Regions from separate parts of the Mus musculus genome. Here region 1 is linked to region 2. A link is a loop called in an ENCODE intact Hi-C map of the cell type or tissue named here. Cell type or tissue: left cerebral cortex. All regions are shown on one strand. Each heading gives the region's core, and the rest is flanking DNA. Links, peaks and the distances in the headings are about the cores only. Region 1 overlaps Dscam (DS cell adhesion molecule). Region 2 overlaps Sh3bgr (SH3-binding domain glutamic acid-rich protein).

Region 1 (10,655 bases), core at 1,365-9,364, 370 kb before region 2:
GGGAGGGGTTCTTAGCAGCAGTCAGTACTAGGAACCTCCTTTACCAAGGTATTCATTGAAGATGACAGAAACTGGAAAATGCAGGTCAAGGACTAACGCCACTTCAGCTTGACCTCATGTGGATACGCCGGGCTTCTGAGTGAGACCTAAGACTTTATGCTTGATGAGAGAGGATAGACAAAGCACATGAGTCAAAGGTCTAGTCTTTCAAAGTGCTAACATGTCCAAGGATTTCATGGTCTAAGCTAAAAGAAAAAGTCCAGGAACATCCACCCACCCAACCACAGACACAGAGAGGGCTCTGGTTGGGCCTTGTGTTCAGAAAAATGAAAAGTTTTCTGTAGAAACTTAGTTATTACATGTTGGCTGTTGTATTAACAAACCACGCTCAGCACAACTGAAGCAAAGCTTCAAACTGAATCCACCAGGCCAGTGGACTGCTCACCTAAGGAAACACCTTTTTTGTTTTTGTTTTTCCCATCTGTAAGGGCTGCCCCATACCCATTCCTTCATGGAACAGCCAAAGATACACATTCAGCATGTCACCATTTATCTGAGCCACAGCACTGGCACTATTTAAATATATATATATATATATACCTCCCTCTTTAAATTATGATCACTGTGTTGGGTCTTATGGCATAAGGCAAAACTCAAATAAGGCCCTAATAAATGCATGAAAAATATGTAAAATGAGAATTACCTATCTGGCAAGCAATCTCTCAGATGGACTCAAAAGTTGTGGCAGACGCAGTAAAGAGTCCTAATTTCATTTTCACTGTCTGCCTCTGCAGGGGAGAGTGCAGGCCGTTACTCCTGCATGTTTTCATTCATGTGTTTTGCTGCTGTTCATAGCATTTATTTAAAAGGCAAATGAAGATAAGATGTGATAATGGCTTTTGGACCTTGCTCATCCTAGAAGTGACGAGAACAGCAGGAGAAGACATGAGCCACTGGGCACCTCCTGGCAACTGTAGTTGGGCATGATACCGTATCATTGCTCTGGAGTTGTCCATGAGCATACTGCCAAATGCAGAGAAGCAGGGAGGAGAGAGAGTGTTCTGGGGTACCAGCAGACTTCCAGATAGTTGTTAGAATCCCCGGAGTGTAGACCCCTCTCCCCCGCCTTCCTTTCTTGGTGGCCATTAAAGTCCTGAAAGCACCCACTCCATCTCCACAGCCTGTCTACTCTCTGCTCTCATATAAGAGACCATTACACTACTTCTCCTTCGGGTGTGATTTAGGCCATAGAAAGTGCTTCCAGGTAGGATGAGTGCCCTATTTTTGCAAGCGTTCAAATCATGAAAGGCCTGACCTTTCTTTCTGATGGCATGCCGTCTGTATGGTTAGGTTAAGAATCTCTTTTATTTAAAGTTTATACTTTGTTTGTGACATTGTTACCTTAGGGCATCCCAGACATCGCCACAAAGTGGCTATCATCTTAATGCATTATTTAAAGTGAAGTGATTTTTATAACTTTAGATATGAATAATTTCTTGAGTCAATGTGAGTTCTGATGTACACAAACTTTGTTTTGTCTAAGCCACAGGGCTGGATTATTATTGGATTTTTAATATGCTTTATAGAGAGATTTCATCCTCTGGGAACCTTTCTGTTGTTCCTTCTTAATCCTTCAGGGGGTTCTGCATTAGTTATCTCAAGAACTATCTGTTATTAATATACTATGGTATGAGGTGCAGAACTGGTTCTGCGGGACCCCAGGTCCAGCAGGAGAACAGGTCTGAAGGTGTAGGACAGGCAGATCAAATACAGAACAGAGGATTTCCTGATGGAATTATAGTGTATCACCAGGGTGATGGTAAGGCCAGAGTAACCTTTCAGATTTGGGTCAGAAAAATGAGGGCTATAAGGTCAGGCAGAAGTGACATCAGTCAGCCCTAAATGCATCAAGTGTGTGCATAATGTCCAAGCAAATGAACACGAGTCTGTCACAGTTCTGGTACTAGAATCTGGCCGTAAAAACCCGCATCCCACTATCTTCTCTATCTTAATATCATGCCTTGAAAATGATACACTGAGGGGCAGCTGTGATGGGGATGCGTCAAGATGGCTACATACATGTCAAGTGGAAGACGTGCAAAGCAGAAGGCTGCCTGCTGTTCTAACCCCCTTCTTTGACCAGTACTTTTAACTAACCCACTTTTTTCCTGTTCCCCCTCTGAGTTCTGGATGAGGAATATTATTTTCTGCTTCTTAGCACAGCCTGTTCTTCTCCATCACCTCTTCATTTTATCACCTTATCTTTTTACTTTGCCTGTCTTCAGTACCAATGATCATGATTCCAAACTTTCAAACTCCCTACAAATGGGCATCAAGTTATATACATGAACTTGTCTAGGTTATGGCTCCAAGAAAGGAAGAGTCGGGTCTTAGATACTAATAGGCACCCCTAGGCAGTGTTCAAGAATTAATTTTAAATGAATTAACAGTGTTAGAATCAACACAGAGTACTATGTCTATGCATAGTGCATAGATGTTATTGAATATGTCTTCTTTAGTCAGTGTTGTATTCATAACAAGATTGAGCGATTGGCTAATATTTTAATTACTAGAAGTGATTAGTCAGATATATTCAAATACAAAAGGACATTCGAGTTTATGCCAACATGCTTTTAAGGAAAAAAAAAAAGACATATTTTCCCCTCTTGCCCTTGACAAATCCAAACAAATCACTTCCAGGTAGAGGATAACCCACATACATACAAGTCAGAGTCTAGCTTTACATTTTAATAATAATGCCTGACTTGAATTCCTAAGATACGTATATTTTATTACTAGGACGTGCTTGCTTTCTTCAGTCAGGGCTAGCTGATCACATCTTTCAAAAGGCAAAGAGGTTCAAACTCTGTATTCCTAGGATAAATTGCTGGAATGTTTCAAGGACCTGTCTCCTTGATTATAGAGCCCCTTCTTAGTTTTGTGGATACCCTGAACCATTTTCTGTTGCTCTTTGGCCAAGCCTTCTCACTTATCTGTGATGTTCGGCCGGTACGCCTGAGCCATGACACAGCAGGGCTTGACACATCAGCTCACCGCCCATGCTCCCTTCATACCTGGCCCAGCAGCCTCAGGGAAAGCAAGGACCCTAAGGTATCGGCACCTGCACTCTATAGGCTCCAAATCCACCCATTCCAGTCTCCACTGATGGTGTCTCTGAGGTCCCAGCTGGTCCATGGCTCACCCATTCAATAGCTGCTATCTAGAGCTTCCACCAAATAACCAGCTATTGGATGCAGTTGTTGGATTATGATTTAGTATTCCTTCATCTCATTTTGTTATCCTCTCCTAAATGTATGAGTTTCAGTCATGAGAGAGGATGAAGAGCAGTGTGTGTGTGTGTGTGTGTGTGTGTGTGTGTGTGTGTGTGTGTGTGTAAGCACCACCTCCCTGGGAGACCCCTAACTCTTCCTTTGCAGCTTGGCTTAAGAGTTTAATGATTTTTTTTAATTTTTAGGGCCTGTACATTGTAATACAATTACTAGAATGAGCTTTTCCCCTTCTGTCCCTGTGGATAACTTATTGGGTTTCTTCTGAATGACTTGGGAGCTGAGAATATGGTACGAGACAGACTCAGAAAGATCCTTATAAGAAGCTATAATGATGCAACTGCATGAGCTAACACCAAAGCTTTAGGACATGCTAAGTGCTTGCATGGGTTACATGTCTAGCAGTGGGTATCTTGGAAAAGATGGTCAAAGAAGTCTCACAGAGGCAATGAGATGTAAATTATTTGGGAGAAGGAGCATAGAGAAGACCCTGTGTGGCCATGATCCAAAAGCAGACAAAAGAGAGAAAATAAAGGTTGGAGGGAGCTTGGTGTTTACAGTGTGAGTCAAGAGATCCATCTGACCCATCAAACACAGACATCCCCATGCCCCACAGGGATGACAGTTTAGGAGCCAGGCCAGGAGACTGCACCTCTGCACGGCTCTTTTGTCCACTCTGCAGTTTATATAGAGCAGTGTGCTCATCTCTGCTCCTTCCTAGAAACCAGATCTCCCTGACTGGTAGTTGCAGCTTGGCTTCTTATAGATTTCCCTAGGATTCTAGTCTGTTCTCAGGGATGGTCCCTCAGTGCACTCATTACGGAAAGACTTCTTCTCAATGGTTCTATTCTTAGAATTCCAAGTCTGTGACCTAATTTGCTTTCTATTGTGATAAAAAAAACCCATGGCCAAAAGATACTTGGGGAAGAAAAGGTTTATTTGGTGTACAGATCCCAATCTAGTGAGGGAAGTCAGGCCAGGAATTCAGTCGGGAGCAGAAGCAAGCTCCACTGAGAACCATTGCGCGCTCTCTCTCTCTCTCTCTCTCTCTCTCTCTCTCTCTCTCTCTCTCTCTCTCACCCCATCACTGCTTAGCTTGCTCGCCTGCTTTTACCATCCAGGACCATCTGCCCATGGGAGACACTGCCCTCAGCAGGCTGGGCCCTCCCACCCAATTACTAATCAGAACAGTACCACAGACAAATGCCTGCAGACTAGTCTGGTGGAAGCACGTCCTCCAGTCCCTCCCCTCAGGTTACTCTAGTTTGTGTCAAGGTGATAGAAAACTAGCCTGACAACCCATTTCCTTGAGACAAAAGTTGAGTATTTATATTCCTGAGTTTTCAGCAGCCACCCCCTCTACTCTCCCCCTCTGTCCCTGCTTTCCAGAGAAGCCTTCTGTCCATGAGGCTCTAACATAGCTAAGTGCTCTGCAAAGTATACGTAGCCATTCCTGTGGCTTGGGCTATTAGTCATTCTCCCCTTCTACAGAAGTATTCTTGGATATGACTGCATTTTCTTTGGCTTCTGAGGCCCAGTGGGCAGCTTGATGCTTTCTTGGCTGATTTGCTGGGGTTAGGTTCTAATTGTTGAAGAGCTGAAAGCTCTATCAGTCTCTCGGGAGGTGTTAAGTCTCAAAACCTTGCCCTGATGCAAACTCACTGCAAACCCCATCAGAATACATATATGTAGGCCACTACCACTGACTGAATCTCTTTAATATAGAAAGATGTTATCACCCCAACCCATGAAAGTATTAATATATTTAATTAATACCTCCCACAATCCCATTGGTTTATCTGAATAATATGTCATAATAGAGGCTGCAGAGAAGGGGTCCTGAAAATACTACAGATAAATCTTTTAAAAATATCTAAGAAATTGGACAAAACCCAACTGTGAAGACAGGCATGCCTGTGCACATACACACACACACACACACTCAGCATCATGAAAGTCTACAGAATATTCTGTAGAGACAAGAATGGAGAATACTGTCTTTTAACATGGTTCCATGTGGCTTCTACCAATTTCATATTCTAATGCATCCCAGATCCCCAACAGGGAAAAAAAAAAAAACAAGACATAATTTCAAGAAATGTAACAGCTAATACTTTCTATGGCTCTCTACCTCTCTAGAGATAGAAGTGGGCAAGACACTGAAGAATCAACCCCTCATCTTCCCCACCAGCTTCACCTCTGCTTTCCATTCTCCAACTCTTGGCCCCTGATACCCTGGGTTAGTTCTGCCTTAACTCAGCTCCTGCTGTGGGGTGGACCTAAGTCTGTCATTTTGTTTGCTGTGGTTGGGAGCTGAGACTGTTAACCTGCTTTGTAACACTGAGCAAGTACAAGCCCCTAGCCCAGGCTACCAGTGTGTGCTTCCTGAGAGGGCCTCTTGGGAGAGGTAGGTCTGTCTTAAAATCTCACATCCCTTCCCAGTGTTCCCAGTAAGAAATCCAGTACCCTCATCCAAATAAGAGTTTCTGATCCCAATATGATATAAACTACTTTACTACTGAAGACTATCGAACTGTGACCAAGTCAAAGTCCTACCCCACACCTCAGTGTAGTTTGTAAAATCCATCAGCACATAGGAAGATCACAATATCAATGTACTCTTAAAAATGCATGAAGACTCCAAACCGCAAGCCAAGAACAGTAACCGAGCCCAAACGCTGGGCCCTCTGATATTAATGTCACATTATTTATTTAGTGTTTTTCCTCATCGCTGTTTGGGAGCGAAGACTCGTTTACAGAGAGATCGGTTTACAAGGGTTTTTATTACCGTGGTGTGGCATTAATATTAAACTAAGAACGTGTTAGATCCCGTCTGCCCGAGCTGAGGGCAGAGTCCACAGTGGCCTTCCATCACAAGCTCCTTAGCTATAATGTTACAAGGCTCATCTCCATGATCATCACTGAAACTGTTAGGTCTACATGCCCTCTGCTGCTTAGTTCTGCATCAATATCCAACTGCCTCCAAGCACAGACATCAAAACCTTGTTAGAAATTGATGAAAGGTGCCTTTTATGACTCCCAGGAGGCAATTTGTGTCCCTGAGAACTGTGGTACACTTAGCTTTTCCACGAATTTGGGACAGTGTTTATGTAGCTTCCTGGATCCTGGATAACAAGGTATTGAAGAAGAAAAAGGAAAGTCAGCTTCAGAGTACAGTATGTCCGTGATGCCCAGTCCTGAAAGTGCATGAATTTATTTCTTCCACAAGACACGCTAGCCCTACAATTTCCAGAGCAGATATACTTTACCCATGTTATAGGTGAGACAGCTTAGTACATATGACTCTGTCAGGCTGAAAGCCTGAAGACATTTCATTGCCCCTGCCCTGGACTATGGTGCTCCAGCAGGGTAAATGCCCCTGTATGGGGTGGGGGGGGGGGGAGTCCCAGAGCTGTTTGGAAGCAGAGGAGAGATGAGTGTGAACTTGCAAACGCTGACCCTTCCAGTTCACTCAGCAACCACCTCACCAGAGTCACTGGGACAAAAACACCTGGGTTTTGGCTCTGACCACTGTATGACTCACCCATCTTCCCATGGTCTTCCAGGAAGGTCAAGTTCCCATGGGCTGGTACACTGTAAACAGTAGCATCCTACACAGGTTGAGTTCAGTATGTTCCATGTAGAACCAGAAGGTAAGAAGGGCCTGCTTACAATTTTGTGAACTTTCACCATTTACACTGATAGCTCCTAACAGCAGTGACATCAATACTTGAGGCAGGGTGGCTATCTGTGGTGCTGCGGGTCCTGATAACCTGCCACTCTTTGGCCCATAGATGCTAGTAGCTTTCCTCCCTGGCCCCTCCCCCATAATAATAATGTCACATATCCCCAGGGGTGAGGTCAACCTCAGTGACTGGCCAAAACCAGATACTTCTGATTGTATGGTGTATGACAACTGGTCGTGGGGTCAGGGGACAGGGACAAGGTGGAAAGACTGACTCACACTCCAGGACTTCTGTAAGCATTCTGATGGATTTTTGCCCTCCCCTTTCCAGATATGACACACCAGGCTTTGTGTATGACCCTGAATAGATTGGGAAAGCTCAAGAAGTTTTTAGCTAAAAGGAGGCAACATTTGCATAGAGCAGCTTGCACACCATCAGGACAGACAGGGCCTGACTGCCCCCTTCCTTGGTGGAGGATGACAGGCTCTGAGCCTTAGGTGCTGATGGATGAGAGGCTGTAGTAGCAGGATTCATGTCTAGGAGGGATCAGGGAGGCAGTAATTACATCTGTATGCTGACTAGTTAGGAGAAGGGGAGAAATCGATGCCAGCTTACTTAATCTGGACTTTCAGAAACATTACTGTCACCGAAGGTCCCCAGAGGTCTGCAGCAGGGGATGAAAAATGAAACATTGTATCAGAAAATAACACACAGCATTGAGTTAATAGCTAAATTGCCCTCCTCCCTTGAAATGTGAGTCAAATCCAAGGCCTGGGCTCCTCCCAGAAGGGCAGTGGTGGGTGCCATTTATCATCTGTAACAAGACGGGGTGGGGGGAATGTAAGAAGGAGTGCCTAGAACAAGTGTGTGTCATTCAGGTGGTCTTGCAATATCTTTGAAGTTAAGAGGGGGGTATTCCACGAGTGTAGTGCACAGGTCTATCACACTCACCTCCCCGGTGTCCCATGAGTCACAAGAGGCTTGTCTTCTCCATGGCTTTCCTCTACCCCCACCTTTAATTCTCATCTCTCTATGGCTGTGTTTCCTCTACTTGCCTTCTGCTTCCATCTTCCTGCATGTATCCATCTCTGTCATCTCTGTCCTCTACTGTCCCTTCTCTCCTTTGACTGCCTCTCATCCAGTCCCTGGCTGTCACCACACCCTATCCCACCCAGCCCAGCCTCACACACTACCATATGCTCAGCATCTTCACCTCTGCCTCAGCTTCCTACTGTCCCATTGCTTTGCCGACACAGAGGTGTGGACTCCAAGAGCAGAGGGCAAAGGGTCTTGATGAGTGTGCAGGTGTGTGCTTCAAAGTTGCCCGATTCAATCATGGATTGTGTTTCAGAGGCCCAGCTGGGACTCCAATAAGTCTCTTCCATCAAGCCTGGGTTCCTGCTTGGCTTGGGAATGAGGCATTCACTTGGTTGAAGAAACTTGGGGGGAAGCTAGAAACAATGTAGGCAGTGGGGTGAGCAGAGACAAAGGAGATGGAGGGTAGGGAATAGAATGCAGGCCAGATGTTCCTCTTCACTTAGAATGGGTGTTTTTCTGCTTTCCTGATCTCTCTCTAAATGACTAACACCACTTACCCCAAAGCCACGGTGCAGACTGCAGCCTGGCTCTCTACAGACAGTGTGAGGACTGCGCTTTGACTCTGAGGTTTGTTCAGCAACAGATTCCACACACAGGATGTCCAGGGTGTATGTACCTGCCAGAGGTGGCACCCTGGTATATAATCCATGGTACGTATATGGAGTTCAGAGCAAAAGGGCTCTTGCTTTGCTGGCTGCTGGTGCTTTCAAGTAGGGGCAACTCAGAGGATCCTGGCTGACCAGCATGGGATGTATTTCCTCCAGTGGTGGAGTTAGAGGAGCTGCAGGAAGTCAGATCCACTGAGTCCTCACTGCTAAGCTCTGGGTTGTTTTTGGAGCCAGATCGACAGGGTCTGCTTCTGCAGGGTAGGAGAGCAGGCAAGGGGCCATGGCTTGGGTTTGACAGAGGAGGAAGGAAGGATGGCAGATGGCACCAGCACCAGCTCCAGCTGAGCTTCTCTGGGCTCCCAGTATTATCAAGAACTTTCTATAGCTTCTTCAACCTTTTCTCTTCCCTAGGCTGGAGGAGGCAGATATGAGTAATGGGAAAGGAGGGATCGTGTCTGCTGATGGGGAGACCCTAAGCCCATCACAGACAATAAAGAAAAGGTATCAGTTTCCCAGGCTTGCTGTGACAAGTCACCACAAACTTGGGAGCTTAAAACAGATTTATTCTCTCGCAGTTCTAGAGACCAGAAGTTCAAAGTCAAGACACCAGCTGACACATGTTCCTCTGAGGGCTCTAGGTAAGAGCACATTCATGGCCAACCCCAGCTCTGCTGACTCCAGGCTACCCCTGGGCTTATGGCCACACCACTCTGGCTCGGCTTCCATCCCCTCATGGCTCTCCCCGCTGTGTCTCTGCACCACCCACGTTCCTCTGCCTGGCTCTTATATAGAGACACACGTCATCGGATTTAAAGCCCATATTAAATCCAAATGATCATTTCTCCGGTCACTTAACTTCATCCCATCTGCAAAGGCCACTTCTCTGGATGAAGCCACATTCAGAGTCCTGGACTTGTGTCCACAGGGACCACTAATTGGCTCTATCGTACTTCTGATAGACCTCCACCTCTAAACTCCTGTGATGAAACTTGCATGTGTGAACTACTTAATGGAGGCCTTGCCATAGCCGCACCCCCCCTCCCCCAATAGTGGATAGGAGCAACCTAGCCCAGATCTATACCAGTCATGCTTGTAATGTCCATTCCAACCTCCAGGATGCACTTAACAGTCAATGGGAGTCAAGAATGAATGTCTCCCTTATGATAAAGAGAGGTAGGGAGGCAGGACAGGCAAGGATGTCAGCATCCAGTAGTCACCTCCTACCCTGAATCCTTCTCTTTCAAGAGCAGACATCTCAGTGGTGACCTTGATATGTATAAGCATCTGAGGAATGTAGGGTCTAAAAAAGACTTCCAGACAATCCCATCTCCCCATCGGTATTTAACTAGTGTGTGGGCTTAGATTTCAATCGACATAAAATGCTGACTATGAACGCAGACCAGTGTTTCCTTCCCCATAAGCACATGCATTATTAAGCATGTCCGTTGGATGCACTCTCACAGCCGAAAGAGCTGCTCTGACCACTGATTAGAAAACACAGTCTACATTTGAAAAAGAGCCAATGAGAGCAACTGCCTAACCCCATAGAGCTTTGCCTGTTAACTCCTGTTCCTTGGGAGATATTAGTTGTTCAGAGCTGCTTTGCAGAACCTACAAGGAGACCTAGCTGTGATGATCTTTCCAGTTTCATCATGAAAGATCTGCACTTCTAAGTTTTTTTTCTTTTTAAGCCTATCTAAAAAAAAAAAAACAAACAAACAAACAAACAAACAAAAAACAAAAAAACAACTTTTTGGTCACTATACCAAAAGAGAGAACTTTGATGTTACAGGCAGAAACCTTACGCACCATGTTTTAAAAATATTTATTTACATAATCCTTGTATGTGCATAAGTGTGCATATGTGGAAGTCAGACAACAACTTGTGGAAATCCTTTCTCTCCTTCTGCCATATGGGTCCTGGGGATTATAGTCAGGCTTCCAGGCAAGGTGGCAAGTGCTTTTACCTGCTGAGC
Region 2 (10,655 bases), core at 1,766-9,765:
CCCCACTAACCAGCAGCAACAGGCACACGTTCATAAGCAGAGCCGTGTTCTACGTCTCTGTGCGTGGTTCAATTCTCACTTCCTAAGATCGCTGTCGGTTGCATTTCTCATGTGGAGAGCGAACTCCTTCCTACAAAATATGGTTGAGGACATGCAAAAAAAAAAAAAAAAAAAATCAGCAAACTGAAAGATGAACACTAGGTAAACAATAAAATAAATTAAAATAATAGATAAATAACATAGAAGATAGATAGATAGATAGATAGATAGATAGATAGATAGATAGATAGATAGATAGATAGATAAGGGACGTAAAAGAAAGTCGGGCTCTACCTACAAAGCTCTGCCCTCGGTGCTGTAACCTCCATTTCAACTACGGCCATGGAACAAGACAAACTGGAATTATGGCACATTTTTACATCACTAAATTTTTAAATCACAGTCTCAGAAATCATTTTTCTGAGAAAATGCTCGATGCTCACCGTGAAAAGCACTTCACTAGCTGGAGAATGCGCTCTGTCTTGTGAGTTTGGAGCACGCAGGTGGCTCGTCAGAGGACATTTAACAACCTTGATGGTGCAGCCGCGGAGGATGCCCTCAGAAACCACCGTTAAGGCCGCGGCAGTCTGTGGGAAGCAGCTGACAAAGCAGCTACCCAGCTAGCTGGTGGGACTAGGCTATTCTGGTCACCGGGGTTACTTTAAGATAGGTTTTGTGACCCCTTTGAAACACTCCAGAACTGGGTTATTGTGCGCGCTACACACGCTTGAGAAATCCTTCAAGGAACCGATACTGCTGTTCAGAACGAGCTCACGCACAGCACCTATGCGGGAGTCTGTGACGCTGCTGCGAAGAGGCGTGGGTTCCTGGGGAACATGCCCTGCTGGCAAGCATTTTCACTATTCCGTGTTCATAAAACAACTAAGGGTGGCAAGCTACAACTTACGTTCTTCCCTCCAGAGTCAGCAGCCTGAAGGCTCACCCCAGCCACCAACTCAAACAGGAGCTTTCCTGTGCCCACTGGAACAGAAAGCCTTTGTTACAGGAATTAACCTCCCTACCCGGAAAACCTTGAGTTCTGGGAGCTACTTTGCTGATGGCAATGGTGTTGCCATGGTTACCAGACTTGCCCTCCACAGTGGGTCCCTAAACCTTGACAAAAAAAAAAATTCAGGAAAAATATAAAATTCAAATTGAACTGCAGACTACCAAATTAGTTTTTATGACTAGTTGTCGGTATCAAATATACAACACTGATTTAGCAGATAGAAGCTATATGGTTGGAGACTGGGGAGATGGCTCTCCAGTAAAGTGCTCAGAGTGAAAGCATGAGGACTGAGTCCTCAGCACCCATGTGGAGTATGGTGGCCACCTACACTCTGTAGGCGGAGACAGGATCCCTGCTGCAAACTGGCTAGCTAGGCTAGGTAAACTGGTGAGCTCTGGGGCCAATGAGGGACTCTACCTCAATATGTCAAAGAAAACAGCTAACATCAACACCCAGTCTTCACTTCTCCACTCCATGTACACACAAACGCACAGACCTCCAAGCCCATGTGTACTCAGACACAAGGAAGCAAGCACACAAATACACAAGCATACTCACACATATACATATGCATATAACACACATGCACATCCTATCCCCACATACACATATGCACACACAGGCATACACACATATATACATACCACAAGTACACACACATATACACTATGCACACATATATACACACATATATATACCACACATACACACACATATATACACATACATATACATACCACACATACACACATATATGCACATGCACACATACACACACACATACACATGCATACCACACACACACACACACACATATATATATATATATATATATATATATATATATACCACACATACACACATATACCCATCATACATACATATACATATATATACACACACACACATGTACACCACACACACTATATATGTAAAAACAGAACTTTGCAAAGCCATCTGTAATTGCTCACCACATGAGTTTTGAATTGAGCATTGCAATTCATTTGGGAACTTCCCAGTTTGAGATCTTATGTAAAACAAGTTTACTTTTTTGTTTGCACTGTCTGTTGGGTTCATTCTTAGATTTAAAAATCACAGGTGGCCTTTAACACTGGAGAATAATCTACAGTAGTTCCGGTACTTCCGAATACTGTGTCTATGGTGTGGTCACCTTTATACCTTTTCGTGTCCACTCCAGGCCTCTCCCAGGAAAAGAAGCTACAGGGAAACAGAGATGCTGGGGAGATGGTCCAGTGAGTAAAAGGCTTTCTGGGTAAGCATCAGGACCGAACCTACATAAAGCCAAGTGCAGTGGCAGCTGTAGCCCAGGACTCCTAGGGTGAGATGCCATGAAAACGCAGAAGAATCCCAGAAGCAGGTGGAGCAGCCAGACTGGTGAACGACAAAAAGAGCCACCCGCCAGGCATGGTGGTTAAGTCAGGAGGCAGAGGCAGGCGTATCTCTATGGGTCTACATACTGAGTTACAAGCCAGCCAGGGCTACTTAATGAAACCTTGTTTTAGGGGAAAAAGAGAGGGGGATTTGCAGGCTGAAGAGATAGCTGAGTGGTTAAGAGCACTTGTTGCTCTGACAGAAATCCAGGTTCTCTGCGCCCACAAGGCAGCTCACAATTGCTTGCAAGTCTGGGTCCAAGGGATCCAACTCTCTCTATTCTGACTCCACAGGCACCAAGCATGTGGTACACAGACATACATGCAAGTAAAACACGCATACTTCTAAAATAAAATAGGCACCCCCTTTCCTCAAAAACCTGATGGTAGACAAACACTTGAGGTTGCTGCCCCTACCTCACAACACACACACACACACACACATACACACAAATCAAAATATTTTTAATTAGTGACACATTAGGTAGGAATTAATAGTGACCAATCAAAAACTATAATTCCTACTTAATAGTCACAAATTCTTTTTGAGATCAGAACTACTTATGAGGAACCACAGCTGTGCTGCCCAGAGCCTTGCAATGGGTGCTTACTTTCAGTTGGCAACTCCCCTGGGTTTGGAGTCACCTAGAGGACACTGTTATGAATGACTCCTGGGGATTAGCCCACCCTATTGGGCAAATTTCCTGCAGATCAACATGAAGATGAACTTTCATGAAATAATGCTGTTTAGATAAATTGGTAATTCATGAATTATATAATTCCTGATACTGATTTTACAGAATCCCTGTAACTGATTTTAAGAAGTTAAGATAGTTGATAGAGAGTTTAAGGTTAGAATCGAAAACAGAATGTACCTCCTGCCACAGAATACCAAAGGCTGTGTAGTTCAAAAAGGAGTTCAATGAGCTCTTATGTGTAATAAGCATGTAAATTGCACTAGGAAGAAAAATAGGTTTCAAACAAATTAATGATCAAGGAAATCATTCATTCTAGGTCAGGTCCAGGGATAAGGCCACAGGTGTTCACCATAATAAAGTAAGTGGGGAATTCTAAATAAAGGAGTGGGTGATTCTATTACATTAAAAAAAAAAAAAAGCTATTGCTGTGACTGTATGATGAACCTGTGGATAAAACTATTGCTTTGAACTGATAATGAGCTTATAGAATGAAAGAGATAAAACTACCACTTGGAACTTACAATCAACAATCCTGCTGTAACTCCTTATTGGGTAACATTTTATCTGTTTTTAATGAAGACATTAAAAAAGTCATTCTTTTTATTAGAGGGTATGAAATTGTTAAGATTAGAAAAAAAGTAAGTTGTTAGAGCTTTGTTCTAGCCACCAAATGCAATGGATCCACTTCAGTGAGAAACCAACTGGCACCCAAACAGAGACTCCCATACTCCAAGGCTCAGAGGACTTGTCTTGGAGGCAACATTGAGTCTACTGACAGAACAAAGACCTAGAAAGGGTCAGGAAAGGTGGAGCTCTGGGGAGCAAGATGCATTCTCCCAAATGTCTGTGCCAAGCATTATCCAGGGTGGGCTGTGATCAAAGCCAGGAACCACAGTAGAATAAGACTGGGGTGCTGGCGGCTGAGGTGAGGCGTTCTTCTCATATTCTGCCCTTGTGTTTCCAGACTTTGTAGCTCACATACAAACATGGATGCCTCGGTTTTCCTTCCGTCTGTCACAGGATTCACCAGGTTGCAAAAATGAATATGTAAGGCTTCCTATTCAGGAGCCTGACTCACAGCAGGATGCAATCAACAACAAAATTAACAGGAAAGGCACTGCTGCTGCTGTATCTCCCACAGTGACCTGGATTCCCACTAGTCCATCCTGGAGAAGGTACTGAGCAGCTGTGCTGGCAAGAACCAGATGTTGGATCTACAACAACGCTAACCTTGACAGGGATCCCCACGTTAAGCCTTCCCCAACCACACGACATTCACACTGGAGTCCTCGCCAGCTTGAGTCTGCATCCCAGAAGAAACCATGTGCTTGAGCAGCCCCAGGCTTCTAGTTTAAACACCACAGCATACTAACACACCTTAAAGAGTTCACAATTCGCTGGCAGTGGTGGCGCACACCTTTAATCCCAGCACTTGGGAGGCAGAGGCAGGCGGATTTCTGAGTTCGAGGCCAGCCTGGTCTACAGAGTGAGTTCCAGGACAGCCAGGGCTACACAGAGAAACCCTGTCTTGAAAAACCAAAAAAAAGAAAAAAGAAAAAGAGTTCACAACTCAATGAAAAACACCAAAACCAAGCACTTTGGAAGAAAAAAAAATGTAGGGGAGAAAAGAAAGAAAGCCATAGGCTTCAGAAAGCCATAAAAGGATGCTTTAGCTCAGGTCAGGAATATGTTTCCAGATATTCAGGTATTCAGAATCACCCTGAGGGTCCAGGAAGATCAAGAATCCTTATCAAAATTGCCAACATGGGGCTGGCAGAGTTAGCATGGACTCCTGTGGAAGGCAAGCATGGGAAAGCGGATTATTTGCCTGCTTTGAAGTTTTTAAGAACTGGGTTGGAGACATGGCTCAGCAGTTAAGAGCAGTCACTGCTCCTACAGGGGACCCAGGTTTGGTTCCTGCCCACATGACAGTTCACAACTGTCTGGAACTCCAGTTCTGGGGATTCCACACCATCCTGTTGCCCCCTCAGGTACCTGTACACACAAAGTGCACATAAACTAATGCAGGCACGCACACATAAGCGACTAGTAAAGTTTTAAAGCTTTGAGGGGACTCTCCCAGAAAACCAAGAATCAAGTCCCGGCACCCACATAGTGGCTTACAGGTGTCTGTAACTCCAGTCCTAGGGGCTGTGGCTCCCTCTTCTCTCCTCCCTGGGGACCAGGTACTGCAGATGTGGTACAGTCATGAAGGTAAAACACCCATACACATTTAAAGACAAAAGATTTTTAGGACATGGGAACTTGCAGAGGACAGAATGGGGACATGAGAGAGAGTGTGTACAATAAGGGAGAACAGCAGAAAATGCTTGCCAGGTAGGTGTGAAAATGTCACCATGGGCCGGGCATGTTGGCACATGCCTTTAATCCCAGCACTCGGGAGGCAGAGGCAGGCGGATTTCTGAGTTCGAGGCCAGCCTGGTCTGCAAAGTGAGTTCCAGGACAGCCAGGGCTACACAGAGAAACCCTGTCTCGAAAACAAACAAACAAAAAAAAAAAAAAAAAAAAAAGAAAGAAAGAAAATGTCACCATGGAGCCCAGTATTTTGTATATGTCTGTGTTTACATGCAATAGATTCATATGTGCACAAATTTTAATTTTAGACCTGCACGTGATCTCGAATAAAAACATTATGAACGACGACGTGCTTGTCAGCTCACTATTGTGTAGAGGTTTTAGTTTTGCCTGCTCTCTTCCTTGGTAAACGCCTTGGCTGCCCAGTGATTTCATCCTGAAGTACCCTACCGTGGACAAACAGGCAGCTGGCCCTAAAGGCCACGGCACCAGACCACGAAGCCTGTGTTTTGTCGCCCCCTAGTGGTCCTTAGAGTGTGAGGTAGGTTCTTGCACCAGTGGGACAGAGGACCCTCCCCAGGGATGAGCAACAAAGACTACTCAGGCTTAAAGAAACAAATTAGCTTTTATGTCACTGATTTTCTAATTAAAAAAAAATCTTACTTTGAATGCTCGGGCCTTCTTTAGACCAATCAAGCTCTTTAATCCCATCAGATTACCATAAAATTAGTCAATTAATTGAGGAGGGGTCCTCCTTGTTTTTCAACACGGAATTTTGAGTTCTTTGGGGGTGCACATGTGCACATACTCACAAGGAGAGGCCAACCTCACCCATCGTTTCCCTATTACCAGTCTTTTACCTACCTTGCTTTTAGAAGATAAACTTTTTTTAAATTTTTTTTAATTAGGTATTTTCTTCATTTACATTTCCAATGCTATCCCAAAAGTCCCCCATACCCTTCCCCCGACTCCACTACCCACCCACTCCCATTTCTTGGCCCTGGTGTTCCCCTGTACTGGGACATATAAAGTTTGCAAGACCAATGGGCCTCTCTTTCCAATGATGGCCAACTAGGCCATCTTCTGCTACATATGCAGCTAGAGGCACGAGCTCTGTGGGGTACTGGTTAGTTCATATTGTTGTTCCACCTATAGGGTTGCAGACCCCTTTAGCTCCTTGGGTAGTTTCTCTAGCTCCTCCCTTGGGGGCCCTGTGATCCATCCAATAGCTGACTGTGAGCATCCACTTCTGTGTTTGCCAGGCACCGGGATAGCCTCACAAAAGACAGCTATATCTGGGTCCTTTCAGCAAAATCTTGCTAGTGTATGCAATGGTGTCAGCACTTGGAGGCTGATTATGGGATGGAGCCCCGGGTATGACAGTCTCTAAATGGTCCATCCTTTTGTCTCAGCTCCAAACTTTGTAACTCCGTCCATGGGTGTTTTGTTCCCAATTCTTAGAGAAACGTTTTTAAAGGAAAGCTACTTCAGTGATTGGGGGAGGGACTAATTTGCTTCAAAAAAAAAAGTCTCTTTTTGTTACCAAGGTAACAAGAAAAGAGCTATCTTCCAGAGTTTGACTGCTGCAGCTAAATAGTACATTGTAAACAGCGCATGGCTCAGCTGAGGGAAGTTGACCTCTCTGCAGGAGACACTAACACAGTGACTGTGACAAGAGGGGACAGCACAGCAAAGATAGGAGCCTTGCCTCCCGCCCGTACCCTTACCCCCACCTCTGCCCCACGCCTACCCCACCCCCAGAGCCAGAGGCATCCATCCCTGCCCAGAATGGCAGGGGAAACGGAGTGCCACAGAATGTAACAGGGAAGAAAATAGCTCTGATAAAGTAACATTGGCAGGCAAGCAGAGTGATGTGGTCCAACCTATCCGAAGCAGTCAGCTGTTGCTGACCCTGCAAACCAATCGGCAGCCAGGGGATCATAGAGGTTCCTGCAGCCAAAATTGTACAAAGACCGTGAAGTTGCAGACATCATGTCCTAGCTGCACCCCTGCATGTGTGGGTGTCAGTGCTCTGCAGAGTGTGCACAGCAATCACTTGAAAACCTGAACCAATTGGCACGACAGGGTATACAGGACTTAGTCTGAACAGAAAGAGCAAGTTCAAGTCCTCACAGAGGCAGAGAGATGAACCAGGAAGGGGTGAGGAGAAAAACAATAAGACCAGGTAGATTCTTGGCATCAATCTTTATTTATGATTGCTCTCTGGGAAGTGTTTTGTTCTGAAAGCCAAGCCTAAAACAAGCAGTACACAAAGAAATCCTTCTGCTATGTCACAGAGGGGAAACTACGCCTCAAGATCCTGTTTGCAGAATATTAACGAGAAGGTCTACTTGTGCATAGCCAAGGAAACAAACGTTAAGCAAAGACCAAAAATTTCAGGCAGCGTACGCGTGCAGTCTTCACATTCAGCCTCGTGTTGACACAGTGAGGTAGAGACCCACATGCACCTAGCTGTCTGGGAGGGCGTGAGTCCTCAGTGAACCCAGGTGTGCCGAGGGAAGGGTGCTGGCTTCCAGCCAAGTATTTCGTTGCGTTAATGGAGAAGAGAGAGTTCAAATGTAGCCTCGTGGCTCGGATATTCTAGAAGGAAGGAAATATTGTGAGAAGACTGTTAAAGACAGAATGATCACTGTGATCTTCACTATCCAACCCACAAACCAGGAAGGCAGGGCCACATTTTACCATTTGTGGCTGCAAGTAAAGAAGAGAAAATAAATCTCCATCATGAGAACGGAGCCAGGTGTGTACTGGTTATCAGACCTAACATATACCAAACACCAGAAGAAAGGAAAGCTCTCTATGGCTTCCCAACCATTTGTTAGTGGAAGGCAGAGCGGTTGCATCTTCAGCCAAGTTCCTGATGGGTAATTTCAACAGTGCAAGTCTCCACTAGAAAGCAGGATTGAGTCATGTGCATTGGGAAGGAGTGTTATTTATTTGTTTATTAATATGTATGTTTATACACATATGTACGCGTGTGTGTGCATCATGTGTATATGAGGGTGCCCATGGATGCCACAGGAAGGCATGGGATCCCTTGGAGCTTGAGTCCCAGGCAATTTAGGTGCTAGGAACCAAATTTGAATGCTTGGTAAGAGCAGCAAGTACTCTTAACCACTGAGCCATCTGTCCAGCCTCAGGAGGAGGAATTCAATTCCGAATACTATGCTGGGTCTGTGCCACCATGCCTTTAAAGGCAGCATTTAGGAGGCAGAAGCAGGAGGATCTCTGTGAGTTCATGAGTTCAAGGCCAGCCAGGGTGACAGAATGAGACTCTGCATCAAAAGACAAAAACAAACAAACAACAACAACAACAAAAAAAAAAAAAAAAAAACCAAAGCAGAATCTGAAAACCACACACTGTTGCTCCTCAGATTCAAGCATAGTTTGGATTCCAACTCTAGACTGCACAAGAGAGTGTCTTCACAGTTCTGTTCACTGCCACGCACTCCAGCAGGTCACGTTTTCAATCTGAGTATGAAATCCCCCAGCACAGAGACAGGCTTGCCTCTGGAAGCTGAGTGGTTCCCAGGGACTTGGACCCTGCTATCTGCCATGGCGCACGTGAAGAAAGTAAGAGGAGTCAAGGGTGAAATTTGCGGTGCTGCCTGGGTCCCGCCTTCACGTCCAGGTGTTCAGACTCTGAAACAGATTACTACTGGCTGGGTTCCAACCTAGAACCCTCGGGGAAACACACCAAATGCTCTGCCCAGTGCCACATTGCTTTCATTTTAACTCTGGGGTTGAACCTGGACAACAACCACACACTAAGGCTTCTCTCTCCACGGTGCCATTTCACACTCAGGATTTCATGGTCGTCATCTCAGAACTGCATAATTTTCAAGGAACTCTACAAGTGTTGTGAGTAGTGATGGATCTGCAGTATTTGGGAAGCTGCCTGTGGCCCTGTGGTTCTGTGGCCCTGTGGCTCTTGGCCCTGTGGTTCTGTGGCTCTGTGGCTCTGTAGCCCTGTGGTTCTGTGGCCCTGTGGCCCTGTGGCCCTGTAGCCCTGTGACCCTGTGACCCTGTGGCCCTGTGGCTCTGTGGCCCTGTGACCCTGTGACCCTGTGACCCTGTGGCCCTGTGGCCCTGTAGCCCTGTGACCCTGTGACCCTGTGGCCCTGTGGCCCTGTGGCCCTGTGGCCCTGTGGCAATTTGCTTTACTCCTAGTTTGATGGTAAATTTATCACTTTTGCATTTTCCCCAGTTCTTCTGATGGAATTTTATAAAATTCTCAAAAATGAGTCCCAGTTCATTCCTTAGCAGTGGAGCTGTTACCAAAATCTGACAGACAGTTGACCTTAAAGTAGAGGTCTGTGGCCAGGTGGTAGTGGTGGTAGTGCTTGTCATTAATCCCAGCACTCGGGAGGCAGAGGCAGGAGGATCTCTGAAGTTCAAGACCAGCCTAGTCTATAGAGTGAGTTCCAGGACAGCCAGGGCTACACAGAGGAACCCTGTCTCAAGAAAACAAACAAAACTAAGTAGAATTCTATGGCCAGGTGGCAGTGGTGTGTATCCACAGCATAAAAGAAACATGGGGATGGGGGAGGCATCAAGTCCTGTGTAATATAAATGGAAGGTTATAATTTTATGAACCAGTAACAAACTGTGATAGCCATTCCCACCAGCTTCAAGATGTCCTAAGAACACACAAACCATCTTGAAGCTTCTTTTCCATGAAAATTTTGAGATGGAATGTTCACTCTGTGTACATACACATACGCACACACACACACACACACACACACACACAGAGGAATGCAGCAAAGGCTGCACTGGTGACCCCAGCAAATGTTATCACTCAGCTGACTAAACCAACCATTCAAGATGGCAGACCCCACCTCACCGGTTGTCTACACAGCATTGCTTAAGTTGTTCCTTAAGCAATACATCAGAGTACCAAGGAGTTCCTTTTCCATCTCTACATGAACCTTTTTTTCTAGTCGGGGACCAAGTCTCATCACAGGTCTTGCTGATGGCCTACTGTGTGCTGGGGTACTCGTCCCTTGTTATGTCCTCCTCAGCTGCTCTCCTGGCTGTAACTGGAAGTCTGACTCACGTCTTTTAACACAGGTGTGATATAGACAGGAAAGAGACTAAAATACTCTTCAATTTTTTTAAAGCCATGGCAGAAAAATTGTAAGGACGATCCTAAAATACCTGCTGCCCCAGAGTGGGTCA

The links. Hi-C counts contacts between places; a loop is a spot of excess contacts. Peaks named below come from ENCODE experiments on the same cell type or tissue, not always from the same donor. Only the 100,000 strongest peaks of a DNase experiment are listed, where the experiment ranks them.
Region 1: a loop joins it to region 2, with 2.1 times the contacts of the local background. A loop is called at or near these places in 3 of 42 quality-filtered maps.

The regions. Positions count from the first base shown.
Region 1 is chr16:96,596,456-96,607,110 of GRCm38, reverse strand. All of the region lies in intron 32 of Dscam (DS cell adhesion molecule), which reads left to right. Among named protein-coding and RNA genes, the nearest start is that of Gm32509, 120 kb to the left of the region's middle. In left cerebral cortex, for the core only: no CTCF peak of the experiment used is centred there; DNase peaks (open chromatin) are centred at 4,085 and 4,691.
Region 2 is chr16:96,225,922-96,236,576 of GRCm38, reverse strand. Sh3bgr (SH3-binding domain glutamic acid-rich protein) reads right to left here. Exons shown (of 8, transcript NM_015825.2): 8 at 7,644-8,054. It also overlaps a transcript of B3galt5 not described here. Among named protein-coding and RNA genes, the nearest start is that of Sh3bgr, 31 kb to the right of the region's middle. In left cerebral cortex, for the core only: CTCF peaks have their summits at 3,087 and 5,989 (motif pointing left); DNase peaks (open chromatin) are centred at 5,961 and 7,418.